Regions from separate parts of the Mus musculus genome. Here regions 1 and 3 are each linked to region 2. Evidence: chromatin loops called from intact Hi-C (ENCODE). Cell type or tissue: left cerebral cortex. All regions are shown on one strand. Region 1 has its middle 91 kb from the start of 1700030F04Rik. Region 2 has its middle 1.3 kb from the start of Cxcl12. Region 3 overlaps 1700030F04Rik (RIKEN cDNA 1700030F04 gene).

Region 1 (2,500 bases), 490 kb after region 2:
CCTAACTAAGACACCATGGCTACTTGCCATGATATTCTTTGCCCCAGTATGACACGGAGTGAGTATGTTATGCCTGGAATGAAAAGGTCCAGTTCAGCAATCAGAAAGACAGCAACATCTTTGCAGCCAAGAACTCTGGATTCCTAGATCTCTCAGCTTACCCTGAGTAAAGGTGCAGATAGCTGGGTAGAGCTGTTGTCCTCTCCTGATCTAACTCAGTAGGGTTTGAGACCACATCAGAAGGATGAGGGCAGATATTCCTGTGCTAGCATCATTCAGGAGCAGGTGGTAGCAGCAGTGATGGAGCCGCCCAGATGCCTCTATCTATGAATGATGTTTCACAAAGAGTTGCTTCTACTTCCAGGGCAGCTGAAGCTATCACAATCATCAGAGTCACATTTGAGTCCAACTGTGCCTTAGCATCTGCTCCTGGTGACACCCAGACTCTGGGGGTGCTCTATCTCTTCACTCAGATTGGGCTCACAGAGTAAATATGCCAGCTCCTTGCTTTCCCACCTAGATGGTGAGGTACTTGGGGGCTAAGGCCTTCTCCTACCCAGGCCTGAATCTCACTGGAAACTGAACTTGATAGTGACACTACCGTGAGGACCTCTTTCCTGCAAAGGGGATGACTGATTGAAGGTTTTGGGGGTGTCATCTTTCTGGGGCTTGTCCAGGGTCCCTACTTCCAATTCAGTTCCCATGTTGAATGAGATATTCTTGGAACACTCATTTTATAAGAGCCCTAGCTGTTCATCTTCCTTCTTCTAAAGGCTCATTGAGGTTTTTCTCTGTTTAAACGTCTATAGTCCATTCTGAATCATCTTCTAGGGTCCAGACACAATTCTTCTTGTCTCCATCTTAGGAAGACAGAGAACAAGTTCACCACGATTTTAGCTAGAGGCCGTCACAACCAAAAGAAAAATCAAACATATGGTTCTGGAAGATTATATAAGTCACACACACACACACACACACACACACGCACACACACACACACACACACACACACACACACATGTTTTACAGAGCCCAATACACCAAGGCACTCCAGCCCTATGGGGCTCAGAGGCCACAGGACTCAGAAAAGGCTGGCTATCCTGTGTTAAGAAGGAGAGCACACATTTCCAGAAAGTTTGCCCTAAGATATTTAAAAACAGGAGTGTTAATCTTCTCCTTTGTGACCTCTCTAACACACTTTTTCTGCCTATGAATGATTTACAAGTTCTGTGAACCAATTCTTCAAGGCACCCTTTACAAATGACCTTGCCTGGTTTCTGGTGCATCCTTGCCTGTTACCAACAGAGGGAGCTATTTCCTGTGGGACACTCATAGTGCTGCCAGCCACACCCTCTTTCTGAAGGCAGCCCTAGAATGGCTAGCTCCACGGGGCTGGGGGGTGGTAGGGGGGGGGCATGGATTCACAAGCACCCAGCCTCAGCTACACCAGTGACTCCAGGGCCCAAGATAACCCCATCCAGGCCCAGAGTGACCTGAGTCCAAGGAGCTTAACAGGTCAGCCTTTTTCTCTAAGCTTACCTTTCCTTATCACTCAGACCAAAGCACCTGCCTTGAAGCCTGATGACCTTCAATTTTAAGACCCATATGGTTAAGGGAGAGCACTGACTCCCAGGAGCTGTCTTCAACTTCCGCAATCATGGCTCGGCATGTATACCATGACAACCACAACCACTTTAATTAATTAATTAATTAATTGTAATTATTTATTAATACAATTATATAATTATATGCCATATTGTTATATCTATAATATATTGTATGAATTATATTATTTATATAATTAATTATGAATACATAGGTGAGTGAATAAATAAATGTAATCAAAAATTTAAAACACCATAGTAACATTCCCTAACAAGAACAACCAAGTTTGGATACGAAATGCAAGACACAGTGTTCAAAAGAACAATTATAAATAAACATGTTCAAAGAGCTTAGAAAATTCAAAGGAGACACAAATAAACACCTGAATTAGCAGAGAAAGGACAGGAATAAACTAATTGAAGCTCAGAAAACACAAACAAAGAGCTGAAAGACCTAAAGACAATCCAGTACATGAAAATAGAATTCAATAGAGATAAAAATACTGAAGGAAACCCAAACTGTAATGAAGCTGGATATAAAAAGAAATTCAATAAGAAAAGAAAAAAGTCTCAGTGGACAGAAAGCCCAACCAAAGGATGGCTCACACAGGAAGAAGAAAAAGGCTGGAGTCTGCAGACACGGTGGAGGAACTGGATCATTCAGTCAAACGAAAACTCGAACAATAATATATGCACAGACTACGAAAGATCCCGAGACACCACGAAATGAAACACTAAAGGTCCAGAACAAGGGTGGGCATTGGTAGCTGACAAAGAAAGTACCTATGCCTTCTATAAAGACAGCAGTTAGAGTCACAGCTGGTTCCCAATGGAGATCTTGAAGATTTTGTTTTGTCATCTTGTGTAGACATGTGTGCTGAATATCGGCTTGTGTT
Region 2 (2,500 bases):
CCCACCCCCCATTGTTCCCTTGCTGTGTGGAGGAGACCTGCAGACTTGACAGAGACGTGAGCTGCCTGTGTGCCTTCCCTGAAACAAGGCTTCCCACAGAGGAACTGGGTGAAACCGAGCAGAGATTGTTGCATAAACAAAGGTAGCCCCAAGCTTGGGAGATACTTCTTTGGTTGAGCATAGAGAAAATTCAAAAGGCTTATGACCAACCCCCACGACCCCACCCCACCCCGCATCTCTTTCTTTGTGGAGTCTTCTAAAGTGGACATGGTTTTAAATAAAAATCATTCACCAAGTGTAAAATCGTAGAGTTTTCTTTTTTCTTTTTTAAAATCTAAAATCCAGGTCCTTGGCCACCCTATTTGAATCCTAAGCGCTTACTGCGGTGGCTCCACTCACTGGCGTTTTATGTTTTATGTGACTTATGTTAGATGGCTGGCTTTTATGTTGCTCAACATCTCCTTCTTTCCCTACCCCGGGATTTTTTTCTCTTAAATATTTCGAACTCTTAGTGCATGCCTAGCTCATCGTAGGAGGACCTACTGAACGTATTTTAGTGAATGCTTGTTGGAGGGTAGGGACAGATGTGGCCCGCATCGGCTTCTGTTCTGGAGCCTCAGTCTGCCAGAGTCTTTGTTGGCCTCTGCTTTGCTCTTAGCCTGCACAGGACACCCCTCCCCCCACCCTCACTCCTTGGCTGTGAGTGGGTCCCTCTCTCCCGATTTCATAGCAAACACCAAGAGATCTGGACACCTACCTGCTTTGGACAAACTTACAGGAGAGGTTTGCCTTGCCTCAGAGATGTACTGAATGGGAGCATCAGACAAGTTTTTGTGCTCAGAGCTTTTGCCTAGGAGCATCTGGTCTTTTTTTTTTTTTTTTTTTTTTTTTTTTTTTTTTTACTGTTTTACTGTTTTACAGGCATCAGGTATCCCAAGCGCTTGATCTCGGATTACTGGAGCATGGGAGATAAGACCACCAGAGGGCGCCGGAGCCTAGCCTCTGCCGATCCTGCAGTACAACAGGGCCAGCAAGTTCAGAGTTTAGCATACTGAACGCTCAGGATAGCGCAAAAGCCGGTAGAAATGGATGGCTGCCTTCTCTGAAATGCTACTTTTTAAACACAGGGACCAGGTCGGCGCGGTTCCAGATTTGAAGCTGAGTCCCTAAAGTGTGTCTGACAAATGAATGGATGCAAAGTGCTTAGCGGAATTGTTTAAGATACTCTCATGGCTGGAACATTTTCCTCTTGACCTTCTCCACCCTTCTTTAGTCCCTAGGTGGAGCCCCAGGCCCAAAGGTCCTGGCCACTGCTTCACAAATATGATTCCCAGATTGCCCTGAGACAGAGGCAAGTCTCTGTTGTGCACTCCCTTGGGTGAACATGATAACAGAATCCAAATCGCTAATTGGCTATGTGGGAAAAGTGGTCGAAGCATGGCCAACACTGCCTGTGGCAGTGGAAGGTCCAAAGGACGCTGCCCAAAGCCTCTAGCCCTCCAAGATTCAGTCTGCCCCCTCCCCCGTGTCTCCCCACACCCGGGTTGGGGTTGTTTTGGTTGACCAGAGTGGAACACAACGATCTATTGGCAGGGCTGAACACCAATGGGTCTATTTGTAAAGCGCCAATGACCACTTTCTGAAGCAGGGTTTTAGGGAGCGGGGCCTTAGGGAACTCTTTGGTCCTTTTTAGAACACTGGACTTTCTTCTGGAAAGGCAGGAAACACTGAAGTTTAAGAAGTTGTTTCCAGCTTCCATTAACTGAACACACATTAAAACCAAGCACAGAGAATCAGGACGTTTCGCGGGAGTGAGACCCAGTCATTTCTCCTCCGTTTCCATTCTGCAGGGTGAGAGTTGTAATCACCCACCCACTATTCGTACCATCCACCCACCCCCAGTCGAGAGAATAGGGGTACAGAGGGGAGGTGGCAAAGAAAATTCACGATACTGAGTATCTCTGGGAGACCTGTTTGGTCTCTTTGCTCGGTAGCGCAGCCCTACGTTAGAATGCATCTTCCCGGGAATGACTGTAGTGAGACTTTGGCTGGGAATCCAAGTTATTCTAACTGTAGATTGGTCCACGTTGCCCTAAGCCTAGCAGTCCACTGCGGCACAGACACCCTGGACATGAGGTGGGTCAGCTTAAGTTCCTGGCACGAAAGAAAGGGTACTCTGGCAACTTTTGGATGCGGCGAAACAGACTGTTTCGTCTCTCAGGTTCTTATTTCACGGCTTGTGCCTTTGACAGCCCCTTAGTTTCTCTATCTGCAGGATGGGAGCATTAAGCTCTACGACCCAGCCTCTTTACAATTCAGGTCCAAAGAGCCCGCCCAAGTTGGGGACTGGGAAGATCAAAGGTCTCAGCACCCAGCGGAGCCGCGGACACTGAGGGCGCCAAGAAGGGGGTGGGTAGGTAGGGAACTGGAAGGGCGGCTGCTCCGCAGGGGATGCGCGTCAGAGACCCCAGCCACACTCCAGGCCCGCCCCTTGATGAGC
Region 3 (2,500 bases), 520 kb after region 2:
AAAGATGATTTATGTGGGCTTTTCTATATATACTCTCTGTGAAGAAGTTGATCAGTAAATGTCTGGAAGTTCCCTGTCTAGAGAAAAAGTCCAACTAACAGATGCAGGAAGAATGGTTGTATTAAAATACCACTATCTGAACTCCTCAGAAAACCATGGATGTGCAACGACCATAGACAGCCAGCAAATCCGATACGTGGAAAACTGAGAAGAAAACTCCCACTTATGGAACCATATATCCAAAAAGGAGAGGGGCCAGGCTCCCAGTGCCCTGGTGGCAGCCAGTGGGAGGAGCCCAGAGACACATAGTAAACATTTCTGTGAAATAAAACCCAAGCCGATCAAGCCAGTTATCAAATCATGCCAGACAGATGGCAGTGTCCCGAAATACCGTCAGCCAAACGCAGCGTGTGGAAAGTTTCATAAGACACTGCATCGAGTTTCTCCAAGTGAATCAAAAGGCGAAACAGGGCGAGCATGGATGTGTATGTATATAACAAATACAAGTGCACTCTTCTATTTCCTGTTACTAACTGTGAAAAGAAGCAGGGAATTCTGATCGCTGACTGGCTCTTAGGTGATATGAAGGAAATACTTCACATCTCTAGTGTGATAACGATAAAATGACTTATCTTTTTCAGTAGCCCATTTCTCTTACGAATGCATAGTTAAAAATTTATAAATAAAACAGTATAACCCTGGTTTTCTTTTACATTACTTATTGAAAGCGTTGCAGTAGAAATGAAGGGGATATTTTTCTAGGTAAAGCAAGAGAAAGTTGTAGCTAAATGCTTAGACTCAGTTTCCCCGATCTAAATATTTCTTCTCAATAGATATTAATAAAGTAGCTCTTGGCTGCAGCACTCAAGAGAACAGGCGGGCCCTGTACCATGCCTGGGTAGCACAGTAGAGCTGGCCCTGGTGGCAGAAGAGGGGTGCACAGGTGAGCCACACCCAAGAGCATGAGCAGTAGATCCCTCTGCAGCTTGGTAGCAAGGGAGAGACCCCCACCACCTGTGGCAAGCCAGAGAGCTGACCCTGGTGTCTTGATAGTGGGAGAGCTCGCCCTGCTCCTCACCCTCTGTAGCACTTGAGAGAGCAGAGCCACACCTCACCTGAACAGCACAGTAGAGCTGACCCTGGTGGGCTGGGTGCTAATAATCCAATCCCGAGGGCATGAGAGCAGGAAACCTGGCCCCCTGCCCTTGCCAGCTGTGGTATGGGGTGAGCTAGCAGGGGCAGTGTTGGAGAGCTCCCCCTGGTGGTGAGGGTGCAGGAGAGCTAGCAGGCTGACCAACTCAGCTATAATCCAGGGTAGATCCAGGGCTTTGAGTTGCCCCACCCCAACATCTACCCCATCTATGAACTGCTGAAGCACATAAAAGGAATAGTCCTACAGATCCAAAACTACAGGAGCTCTATGACACTGGGCAGCAACAGGAGAGCAGATGAGGGGTCCCAGTGAGGATTCAGTATTGATAGTGTAGCAGAAGCCAGAGGCCTTAAACCAGACCAATGAGTCACATGCATCACTGTGCACACAAAGATGTGTGGACAAAGGGTATAGTGTGGGACACCCTTAACAAATTACAGCTTCCATGACAAGATGGATTTGTTTTTAGGAAAGGGGTTGTTTTTCATTTTTATTTTTTATTCCTTTATGGGAGGAGTTTGTAAGGGTAGAGGGCAGATATGAAGAAATGGGGAAATGAGTGGGATTGCGGCGCAGAATGTGAAACTCACAAAGAATCACTAAAAGTTTAAAACCTATAGAGGCATCCAGAAATAAAGCCTTTACGAACCAATAAATAAATAATAAATAGCTCTTAATTCTATCAGAGAATAAGAATCACGTGGGTTTTTGTAATATTTTAACTTTATATTTAAGACTATAAAATACCTCCTAAAGTTGTCACTCGGCCCAACTGTAATAGACTGGCAAAGCCAGAAGCCTGTCCTCCACGCCTGTGTCTCTTGCTGGGACAATAACTCAATGGTAGTCACAATCAGGATGTCTCCCTTGCTCGCACCCCTGGCCCGGGCCAGGCCCTGCAGTTTGCACAGAGTACTCGTGTGAAGACATGCAATCACTTGCTAGCCCAGCTCCTGTTTGTGGCCTCCATTTCCAGGCAAATTGTAAGGGTTCCTGGCATGTTTCCTGTTCCATTTCCTGATATCTCCCAGACTGCTCCTACCTGCTCCCATTGGAGAGTTGATAAAGACACACTTTTGATAAGCCAACCTCTGCCTCTCCTCAGAGAAAGGTCATCCCCAGCCTTTTCTGGTACATCCCTGCCTTGATGAGCAGGTCAGAGTGGTCGCTTTACATTCTCAGCATGAGGTATAATGTGGTTTCCATGAACATCTAACAAATGTGTCAATGGCCAGGGCACGAGGAGCTCGGCCAGTCTGAGTTTGATGCAACCACAAATGATGAGCTGCTGGAGGTTAGAGGCAACCATATCAAAGACACAGCAGCTGTCCAGCACTGTGCACCCTG

The links. Hi-C counts contacts between places; a loop is a spot of excess contacts. Peaks named below come from ENCODE experiments on the same cell type or tissue, not always from the same donor. Only the 100,000 strongest peaks of a DNase experiment are listed, where the experiment ranks them.
Region 1: it touches region 2 in a loop (2.4-fold over the local background); 6 of 42 quality-filtered maps call a loop at or near these places.
Region 3: it touches region 2 in a loop (2.9-fold over the local background); 15 of 42 quality-filtered maps call a loop at or near these places.

Annotation. Positions count from the first base shown.
Region 1 is chr6:117,659,433-117,661,932 of GRCm38, forward strand. No RefSeq gene overlaps it. Among named protein-coding and RNA genes, the nearest start is that of 1700030F04Rik, 91 kb to the right of the region's middle. In left cerebral cortex, a CTCF peak has its summit at 1,291 (motif pointing right); a DNase peak (open chromatin) is centred at 1,328.
Region 2 is chr6:117,166,018-117,168,517 of GRCm38, forward strand. No RefSeq gene overlaps it. Among named protein-coding and RNA genes, the nearest start is that of Cxcl12, 1.3 kb to the right of the region's middle. In left cerebral cortex, a CTCF peak has its summit at 999 (motif pointing right); DNase peaks (open chromatin) are centred at 993, 2,021 and 2,218; H3K4me3 peaks cover 730 bases.
Region 3 is chr6:117,686,003-117,688,502 of GRCm38, forward strand. The region is part of intron 3 of 1700030F04Rik (RIKEN cDNA 1700030F04 gene); the gene reads right to left. Among named protein-coding and RNA genes, the nearest start is that of 1700030F04Rik, 65 kb to the right of the region's middle. In left cerebral cortex, CTCF peaks have their summits at 303 and 1,255 (motif pointing left); DNase peaks (open chromatin) are centred at 392 and 1,254.